2 separate regions of the Homo sapiens genome follow, and region 1 is linked to region 2. A link is an interaction called in ENCODE POLR2A ChIA-PET data of the cell type or tissue named here. Cell type or tissue: CD4-positive, alpha-beta T cell. All regions are shown on one strand. Links, peaks and the distances in the headings refer to the core of each region. The heading gives the core; the rest is flanking DNA.

Evidence for each region. ChIA-PET counts read pairs that join two places held together with the same protein. Peaks named below come from ENCODE experiments on the same cell type or tissue, not always from the same donor. Only the 100,000 strongest peaks of a DNase experiment are listed, where the experiment ranks them.
Region 1: POLR2A ChIA-PET joins it to region 2 with 5 read pairs; 5 of 35 experiments call an interaction of 5 or more read pairs at or near these places.

Annotation. Positions count from the first base shown.
Region 1 is chr14:52,682,534-52,687,917 of GRCh38, forward strand. It overlaps ERO1A (endoplasmic reticulum oxidoreductase 1 alpha), which reads right to left. Exons shown (of 16, transcript NM_014584.3): 2 at 1,255-1,374. Among named protein-coding and RNA genes, the nearest start is that of ERO1A, 10 kb to the right of the region's middle. In CD4-positive, alpha-beta T cell, for the core only: no CTCF peak of the experiment used is centred there; no DNase peak of the experiment used is centred there; H3K27ac peaks cover 430 bases.
Region 2 is chr14:52,764,295-52,769,678 of GRCh38, forward strand. It overlaps STYX (serine/threonine/tyrosine interacting protein), which reads left to right. Exons shown (of 11, transcript NM_145251.4): 10 at 4,546-4,639. Among named protein-coding and RNA genes, the nearest start is that of GNPNAT1, 25 kb to the right of the region's middle. In CD4-positive, alpha-beta T cell, for the core only: no CTCF peak of the experiment used is centred there; no DNase peak of the experiment used is centred there.

The sequences.
Region 1 (5,384 bases), core at 264-5,263, 82 kb before region 2:
ATCTGTTGCCAGTTTATAACAACTGCATAAATGTGAGGCTGGTATAAGTAAATTGGTAGACTTGGTTAGAAAGACACAGACTGGGCCGGGCACAGTGGCTTATGCCTGTAATCCCAGCACTTTGGGAGGCCGAGGGGGGCGGATCACCTGAGGTCAGGAGTTTGAGACCAGCCTGGCCAACGTGGCGAAACCCCGTCTCTACTAAAAATACAAAAATTAGCGAGGCCTGGTGGCAGGTGCCTGTAATCCTAGCTACTCGGGAGGCTGAGGCAGGAGAATCACTTGAACCCAGGAGTCGAAGGGCGCAGTGAGCCAAGGTCATGCCACCACACTCCAGCCTAGATGACAAGAGCAAGACTTTGTCTCAAAAAAGAAAAAAAAGACACAGATTGGGCTGGGCAAGGTGGCTGGCGCCTGTAATCCCAATACTTTGGGAGGCCAAGGCAGGTGGGTTACCTGAGGTCAGGAGTTCAAGACCAGCCTGGCCAGCACGGCAAAACCCCATCTCCACTAAAAATACAAAAATTAGCCAGGTGTGGTGGCAGGTGCCTGTAATCCCAGTTACTTGGGAGGCTGAGGCAGGAGAATTGCCTGAACCCAGGAGGCGGAAGTTGGCAGTGAGCAGAGATCATGCCACTGCACTCCAGCCTGGGTGACAAAGCAAGATTCTGTCTCAAAAAAAAAAAGACACAGACTGCCACTAAATAGACCCTGAACAGATGGCAACTAGGAGCCAAAGTAGCTCGACTCACATTCTTTTCAAACAAGAAAGAGTTAACAGGTAGAGGATAGACAATTGTAAACTGACTACAACTAAATACTCCATTGATCAGGTTTTCTAAACTCTTCTAGTAGATATCTCAAGATAAAACAGCACAAGTGATTTGTTTAAATAATATAGGTCAGGATAAAGTCATGATTCTACAAAAAATATTTAATTATTTTAATTAATTGGAGCCAATCTGATGTTTTAGAAAATTATGATCTCACCATTTTGATAACAATATATAATAATTTCTGTCCTAACTTCAATTTAACCAACTAGATTCTAACTCTAGAGTGTAAAATTCAGTTATTAAAATTATCCAATGGATGGTTTCAGAATCACATGCTTCACTCTTATGAACTGAATTTTCTTAATAAAGCCTATATCAATTTTAAATAACAACTACAATTTTGAAGCTCAGTAATTCTTAAGAAAATCTAATTATCCATTTAAAGTATTCATATATAAAAAATTAAAATTAAAAATACCTTGTAATACCTAAAGTAGTCACTTTCAAGAAGTTTTTGTAGTCTTGGGAAAAGCCTGTAGTTATTAAATCTATCAATGGTTTCAACATCACAGGTACAATCATCCAAGTAACCACTAACCTGTTACAAAGAAAATGAAATATTAAATTGAAATGTCCTAAATGCAACAGGGTTCTTTTTCCTCACATGGTTGTTAGGAAACAGCCCCCTACTCAACCAGTCCTTATCCTCCCTCCTCCCACATAGTTTCTTGAGATGGGGTATGACAATAATCTAGTAATACTGCTGCTCTTGCTATATACCGAGGAATGGAAGGTGTGCAGAGCTCATGACACACACACACACACACACACACACACACACAGAGAGAGTTGGCCCCCTGGCAACCTTTATTTTGTAACTCTGCCCTCCAGGCCATAGTTGACCTGACCAAGGGTAGGCATCCAACTCAAACCAGGTCATGGTCCCCTCTCCAGGATCCTAGAATTGAGAATAACAGGGAAAGATGTCTCCCTGTGGCTAGACCAGTAAAACAAATACTCCATCATGTGAACTGAGGAGCACATGATCCAGTTGGCAAAGAGAGGAAAAGTTTTTAAAAGATACACAAAGCTTGATTGTCCTCGGAATTCTTGGGGGGCAAAAAAAGATACACAAAGAAGCAGAGGTAGGAGATAGAGTATATGCTACTTGGGTATCTGAGGGGTTTCCAGCTCCCACTTCCACTGTCCTTCCTGAGGCACAGCTGCATTCCCATCCTTAGCTTTCAGTAAGGATCTAACAATCCTCAAATATTGGGCTGTAACAATTTCTTAAAGGTTTGGAATGGTGCTTAGAAACCATTTATCATTAGTAACAATGAAACAGCAAACTGACCTCAAAGTCAATCCTGCTCTTCAAATGTTTAAAGCTAATGTCTTAATGGTATGTACTAAATCAAGCTACTAAATGCACATATCCTAGGATACAATGGTAATGATAATAAATATTATCAATTATGAAACTAGAATTCTTTTTTTTTCTTTTTTCACCAGTGTTACTTGCCAAATTAAACTAAAATTCTTAGATGTTTATTTGAGCTAGAAAAACATCTAATAGAACTAAAGATTGCTTTAAGAAACAAATATATCATGATTCCAAAAACAAAAACAAACTTAGGAAAAAACTGTTAAATATAGCATGCTCCAGAAAAGAGATCTTTATACTTTGGTCTAGATATCTGCATTTTAAACTACTTTGGATTATATTTTAGGAAGATCTATAGCCTAGAAATAAATAATTTAAAAATCTACTGATAAGGAAGCAAATCAATAATACTCTATTGAAATACTGAATTAAGATTCAGTATTTCAGAACACTGTAAAATCCTAAACTTTCTTTTGAGAATATCACAAAAGAGTAATGGAAATTTTTCACCTAAAAGAAATAAGAATACTTTGGATGACAACAGCAATATTCAAGAAGAACTTTTTACTGCTTTTCCCACTCTTACTTGTTTTGGACTAATTCAGTTTCTAGAAATCAGATCTACATATTTTGTCATGTAATAACTATTTTCATTTCATATGCAAATTTGTCCTTGTTTCCTACTAAAAATTCTCTGAATACACAAGAATCTCAGAGTCCTAATTTTGGATACCAACAACACAAAGTACTTCTAACCTAAATGATATGATTTTTCAAACTTTCTTTTCAACCTTAAGAGCAGAACTTCTAGGGACAAAAAATAGCTGTTTCTCCCCTTTGATATGAATTATTATGCAAAGAATGACAGACATAGAGACTGCAAAGGCCAAAGGGACATATGCAAAGTAGAGACATTAAGTTACAAAAAGAAACACATGAAAAACTTGAGAGCAAGTTTCAAGGCATCCATTCTTCCCCCTGAGGAATTCATTTTTAAGGTTAAAATATATCTTCAAGCCTCAGCTCAGTATCACCTTTTTCAGGAAGCTGTCCTTCCAGTACTCCTTACCACCCGCTGGGTTAAATGCCTCTCCCAGCTGCTCCCAAGACACTCCACACACTATTATCTAAGTATTACTGTACCTCACAGCAGTGAATTTATCTATTTTACCCCTGCCCACTAAAGTATAAAATCCTTGAGTGAAAAATCATATACTTCCAGAAAGCACACAGTAGATGCTCAATAATTATTTGTGGCCTGTAATCCCAGCACCCTGGGAGGCCAAGGCGGGAGGATCACTTGAGGTCAGGAGTTGAAGACCAGCCTGACCAACATGGTGAAGCCCCATCCCTACCAGAAACATAAAAATTAGCCGGGCATGGTGGCCCATGCCTGTTGTCCCAGCTACTTGGGCGCCTGAGGCAGGAGAATCGCTTGAACCCAAAACGCAGAGGTTGCAGGGAACCAAGATCACACCACTGCACTGCACTCCAGCCTCGGCAACAAAGTGAGATTCTGTCACAAATAAATTATTACTATTTGTGGAAGAGGTGGGTGAATGAATGAATGTTGTCCATTGTCACTCATCACTGGAGACCAGCACCATACTGTCTCATTAAACATATCTAGCACCATGTCACCTATGGTGTGCTCAGTGCCCCAGAGTACACAAGCACAGGAGGCAGAAACACACATAGCAAGTAAAGCAAGCAGCAAAGGTAAACACCTTTTGTGTCTATCATTCTTCCTATCTCTATCCTAATTACAAAGGAAGCTCTAAGAAGCCCCAAACCAGAAAGAAATGCAAAAATCCTCCAGAGCAGAGGTGGCATATAGCCAAGAGACCTCAAAGGGAAAGAAGGCAGGATAAATGGTAGATTGGTAGATTTTAAAATGTTCTTGGCCGGGCACAGTGGCTCACGCCTGTAATCCCAGCACTTTGGGTGGCCGAGGCAGGCGGATCACAAGGTCAAGAGATTGAGACCATCCTAGCCAACATGGTGAAACCCTGTCTCCACTAAAAATTCAAAATTAGCTGGGCATGGTGGCACATGTCTGTAGTCCCAGCTGCTCAGGAGGCTGAGGCCGGAGAATCGCTTGAACCGGGGAGGCAGAGATTGCAGTGAGCCAAGATCACACCACTGCACTCCAGCCTGGGTGACAGAGCGAGACTCCATCTCAAAAAAAAAAAAATGTCCTGCCCCTTCCTGAAATATGGAGTAGGAGATATTCTTAACTACAACCACAGGTAGCAGGGCTGCTAAGGGAGTATAAGGGTGGCAGGAGTTTCAATGGATGAAGACAGCTCAGTAAAGGAAAGACAAGAAGATTCTCGGAAATCCATGCCATCTGACAACTCAGATAAGCCTGCCAACCTGATCCCTGGGAGAGAGTCTGGCAAAGATGGTGGCAGGACCAGTTCTAGAAACCAGAGAACAAAGCATGTTACTAGAATAGAATCTCAGGCTCATGCCTGTAATCAGCACTTTGGGAGGCCAAGGTTGGTAGGTCTCTTGAGCCTGGGAGTCCCAGATCAGCCTGAGCAACATGGTAAAACCCTGTCTCAACTAAAACTACAAAAAAAAATTAGCCAGGCATGGTGGCATACGCCTGCAGTCCCCGCTGCTTAGGAGGCTGAGGTGGGAGGATGGCTTGAGCCTGGGAAGTCGAAGCTGTGGTGAGCTGAGATTGCACCACTGCACTCCAGCCTGGGCAATGGGAGTGAGACCCTGTCTCAAAAAACAAAAAAGAATAGAGCCTCAGGAAAGGGCTAAGGTAAAATACAGTTAATAGACACAGAACAGGATCCGGGAAACAAAGCAAAATCCTATTACCTCAACTAAGACCAAAGACAGGTGGCAACCTGGAACAGGGAGGACTGGATGTTGTTTCAGGATGTGCTAAGGCTGCCTAAATAACTACTACATGGAACAATGCGGGTAAGGGGGAAAATTACTACGCTATATCCCAAAGTAAAACAGAACTCTGACCTACCACAGGAATCTAAATTTTTTTAAATGCTAATGTGTTTTAAAGGTTAGTATCCTAACATTTGAGGCTAACTGCTCTAGGCTTCAAGTAATGATAGCTTTTGGTAGAGGGCCAATCTAATAAGCAGAGATAAGAAGGCCCCAGTTGAGGAACAGTAAATAGGAGGACCAAGGTAGGCCTGACAAGTAACATGGACCACTTCAAAATTCCAGCCTTCTGTTCCAGCATGGTG
Region 2 (5,384 bases), core at 58-5,057:
TTCGGTTATTTTACCTTGCAGTTAACCTCGTTTAATATTGTGAATCCTACTCTTTCTGTTCGCTTGCTACCTTTTGAGTTTTCCCATTCCTTTTCCTTCAAGCTTTCTAAATCACTTGATTTTAGATGCTTTTCCTCAGTGTAGTCTAGGATTGAGTTTTGCTATTAGATTTGGTATCATTGTTTCCTAATAGGTGAATTTAACCCACTTTCATTTACTGAAAATGACAGATACAATCTTATCTATTATTATTTCATATTATGCTTTCTGTTTTAAATGAATCCTTTTTTTAACCTTCTGCTATAGTTTAAAATTTTTTGGTGTGTTTATGTTTGTTACATAATTTTTAAGGTTTTATTTATTTACTTTTCCTTTTTTTTTTTTTTTTTTTTGAGTTAGAGTCTCACACTCTTGCCCAGGCTGGAGTACAGTGGTGTGATCTCGGCTCACTGCAACCTTTGCCTCCTGGGTTCAAGCGATTCACACACCTCAGCCTCCCGAGTAGCTGGGATTACAGACATATGTCACCACATCCAGCTAATTTTTGTATTTTTGGTAGAGACGGGGTTTTGCCATGTTGGCCAGGATGGTCTCGAATTCCTGAGATCATGTGATCCACCCGCCTCAGCATCCCGAAGTGCTGGGATTACGGGCGTGAGCCACGGCGCCCAGCCCTTAATCCTACATTTAAATAGGATTCAGCCAATCCTATTACCTGTTCCAGTGTCTTTATTAAACTCTTGGACTTTATTAAGAATAGTTCATGGAAACTATATTCCCATGGAAACTATCCCTTTGCATATTGGAAAATATTTTTCTTTTGCCCTTATATTTGAATGACAGTGGCTAGATATAAAATAGGTATTTAATACTTTTTCCCTAGTGATTTTGTACACAGACCTGATATTAAATATTTTTTGTTTGTTTTTTATTTTTTGGAGATGGAGTCTCACTCTGTCGCCCAGGCTGGAATGAGTGCAGTGGTACAATCTAGGCTCACTGCAATCTCCACCTCCCGAGTTCAAGTGATTCTCCGCTTCAGCCTCCTGATTAGCTGGGATTACAGGCACATGCCACCACACCCAGCTAATTTTATATTTTTAGAAGAGATGGAATTTCACCATGTTAGCTAGGCTGGTCTCAAACTTCCGACCTCAGGTGATCTGCCCTCCTCGGCCTCCCAAAGTGTTGGGATTACAGGTGTGAGCCACCGTGCCTGGCCTAAATATTGTTTTAGAGAAGTTTGAAGGCAGACCAATTTTAAGATTCCCCCCTTAGGTGAATTGATTTGTATCAGGAGAAGGTTGTCTAGATCAGCAGTCTCCAACCTTTTTCACACCAAGGACCAGTTTCATGAAAGACAATTTTTCCACGGATGGGGTGGCGGGGGAGATGGTTTCAGGACAAAACTGTTCTATATCAGATCATCAGGCATTAGTTAAGGAGTGTGCAACCTAGATCCCTCGCATACCATAGGGAGGGATAGGTTTACCATAGGGTTTGCGCTCCTGTGAGACTCTAATGCTGCTGTTGATCTGAGAGGAGGTGGTGCTCAGATGGTAATGCTCCCTGGAGTGCCACTCACCTCCTGCTGTGTGGCCTGGTTCCTGACAGGCGATGGACCGATTCTGGGGTCTGCAGTCCAGGGGTGGGGACCCTCATCTAGATGACCATAAGATGCTTTATCAAGGTGTATCCTGGTTTTTTATGTTTTTGTTTTTTGAGGGGGTCTCGCACTGTCACCCAGGCTACAGTGCAGTGGCGCGATCATGGTTCACTGTAGCCTTGACCTCCTGGGCTCAAGTGATCTTCCCACCCTAGCTTCCTAAGTAGCTGGGACCATGGGTGCACACTATCACACCTGGCTAAGTTTTTTGTTTGTTGTTGTTTGAGACAAAGTCTCACTCTGTTGCCCAAGTTAGAGTGCAATGGGGCAATCTTGGCTCACTGCAACCTCTGCCTCCTGGGTTAAAGCGATTCTTCTGCCTCAGTCTCCCAAGTTGCCAGGATTACAGGCATGTGCCACCAAACTCAGCTAATTTTTGTATTTTTTGTAGAGAGACAGGGTTTCACCATGTAAGCCAGGCTGGTCTGGAACTGCTGACCTCAGGTGATCTGCCTGCCTCGGCCTCCCAAAGTGCTGGGATTACGACGTGAGACCACACACCTGGCTTAGTTTTTTAAATTATTTTTGGTAGAGATGGGGTTTTGCCATATTTTCCAGGTTGGTCTCAAACTCCTGGGCTCAAGCGATCCTCCCACCTTGGCCTCACAAGGTGCTGGGATTACAGGCATGAGCCACTATATCCGGCCAAGATGTATCTTGTTGATTGCTCTACATCAGTTTTTTTCTGAGTCACAGTGTGCCCTTACCACTTGCAAATTCAAGCCTTCCCTGATTTCAGGAAAGTTGTCTTCTATTGTGTATTTACCCTTTTGGTTGTTCTGTTTCTTTTTCTTTTTAGTATACCCCTTACCCCGGTATAGTTTATGTTCCCTTTTTTCTTTGTTATTTGCTATTTTCTCTGTAATTATTTGCAGCTTTGTTCTTTTTTTTTTTTCCACTTGATTTTTCTCACGTTTGTTTTCCATGTCCCATGCTGCATTGTTTCATTAAATATTTATTTGGCATTGTTTTAGTTAGGCACTGACAGTAAAGCAGAGAACAAAACAGACAATAATCCTTGACCTCACGAAACTTATTTAGTGGGAGAATCAGACAACAAACAAAATGTAGTAGGCCAGAAGTAATGAATCCAAGAAAAATAAGGCCATGTAAGGAAGGTGGGACGAGAATTGTATTTTTAGAAGGGTGGTCAGAAATGGGCTTACTGAAAAGTGATATTTGAGCAAAGACCTAAAGAGATGCACGTATTTGGGGAAAAGCATTTGAGGTAGAGGAATAAGTGTAAGTGGTTTGAGGTGGGAGCATAGTTCTTAGAAGGATACTCATTTCATCATAGGGCCAGTCCTCTCATGACCTCATCCCAACTTAATCACCTGCCAAAGTCCCCACATTAAGTGTTTGGACTTCAACATATGAATTATGAGGGGAATGCAAACATTCAATCCCATAACTGCCATATTTTCTTTGATTAATTTGTTCATAGTTTTCATCTGCTTCATGGTATAAGTTTTATGGCATTTTCTTTATGACATTTGGTTATACTCTTGCTTTTCTGTTTTTGTTTTGTTTTGTTTTGTTTTTTCTTGCAAAATCTTTGAGTAAGACCTAACTGGTTCCTTCTTGATTATTGGTCATCTTTGAACTGGAGGTATTCGTCTTAGATCAGCTATTTACCCAAGAATAAAATTGTGGGAAAGGGGCCAGAGGAGTGGTTGGGGAAGGCTGACAGCTTGAATTTTCCCAGGTTCCTTTGGTGGCATGAATCAGTGAGTAAGAAGCAGAGCTCCTTATATCACAGGTTTATTTTGTTTAAATTGATAAACACTGATTCATATTAGAATCACCTGGGGAATCCTTACCCATGCCAATGAAATCAAAATCTGTGAGAGTGGGGCCTAGGTATATAGGTTTTAAAGTGCCTCAGGTGATTCTCATGTATATCCAGGCTAGAATTGCTGATTTAGCCTTTACTTTTAGCTATCCAAGATCAACTGATGCTTGGCTACATGCAACCAAATTTCACTTCCGCCTTACCATACTTAAACAGCCTGCTGCTTGCAAAAAATGGCAGGTGTAGGTGTTCACATTTTCCTTAATATGTCCCACCTTCTCCCATAGGCCACTCATATTTCCTGACTTTGTCATACCATGCAAGGGCTTGTTGGTTTTATTTTAGGTCACCTTTTTTAGCGAGCTATGAACTGTACCTACTCTGGCCCACAGAGGAGTTATCTGCTATGCCTAGCTTAGGATGGTTCTATTTTTTTTGAAAATTTTATTGTGAAATTATAATATAGAAAATGCATAAAATGTAAATAAACATCCATGTAACTATTGCCGAAGTATGGAAACAGAATGTTTACCAGGACACCAAAAGCCTTTTTCATGCCGCTTCTCAGGCACAAATCTGTTTCTCCCTCTGTAAAGTAACCACTATCCTGACGTAGCTGGTAATCAATTCCTTTTCCCCTCATTCTTCTCATTTTCAGGGTAATGGATGTTTCCTAGTTTCATCAAATGTTTTCCTTGTTTTCAGAAAAGAGAGAAACAAAAATGCCTTTATTCTTCTATCTATAACTGGAAGCAGAGGACTATTGAGATTGCCAATTTAAGTTTTTGGTGTTTTTTGGGGTTTTTTTAAACAGATGAAGTCAGAGATCATTATAGCTAATGCCATACTGACTGGCAGTTCAGCATGCAGTACCCTAGCACAAACTATTAGCCGGGCTTGATTTATAGTTATCAGTAGTTCTGAATTTATGAGACAGGAATTTTAAACTTCCATTTCTCTTCAAACAATATGGCACTAGATTTTTCAATACAGATGAAGAATACCAACAGTGTATACATTAATCACTATTTTGGGTATCCAAGAATGTAAATATATAATTAAGTTAATTAACTTATTTTTTTTTTAGGAATATGAAGCCATCTACCTAGCAAAATTAACAATACAGATGATGTCACCACTCCAGATAGAAAGGTCATTATCTGTTCATTCTGGTACCACAGGTAAGGATTTTTTTCTTTTTGGAGAAATTTGGGAAGAAAGATAATGAAAGGTGGAGAACTTGCTACAAGTTACACTGAACAATTTAAATTGTTTAGAAAACTTGTTAAACTATTGAGCTAATTCCAGAAGGATTCATTTTATAATGAATAAATGTGTACTATAATAAGCTTAAGTCTTTCAAGTAGTAGTACATCCGTGTTGTAAAGATTAAAATAATACGAATCTGGAGAAGGGGCCCTAAACACGCTTAGGTGATCTTATTAAAAGTAGAGGGCGGTTAATACAGCGTGTAGCATGGCTAATGTGAGCTTCTTTCTCTTGCCATCAATATTTCCATCCTTTCCTCCCTCTGTTGCTATTTCAGAAGTACCCTAAGCCCCTTATTTTCAAAGTTAATCCAAGCATGCTCTTAAAATCTTCCTTTCCCAAGACCTTGCTACCTGTGTTTATCACCTTTGTTTCTCTCCCAACAAAGCACACAAGGCATTTTTACTTTATTTCCAGTTTTTCCTACCCTGCAGTTCACTTCAATCTTTGAACCAACAGTTATATAAGGTAGTAAGAACAGCTTATATACTTAGCACTGACCTGGAAATTGAGGACAGGTGATCTGATCCACAAGTATAGAACTCTTTGCACTCTACTGCACTGCCCATAGTGAGTAATATGACTGTATATTCATCCCCAAGGCTCAACTTCCTAATTGTCATTGACTTTTTCATTTCCTTTGCCACATCTGTCTAA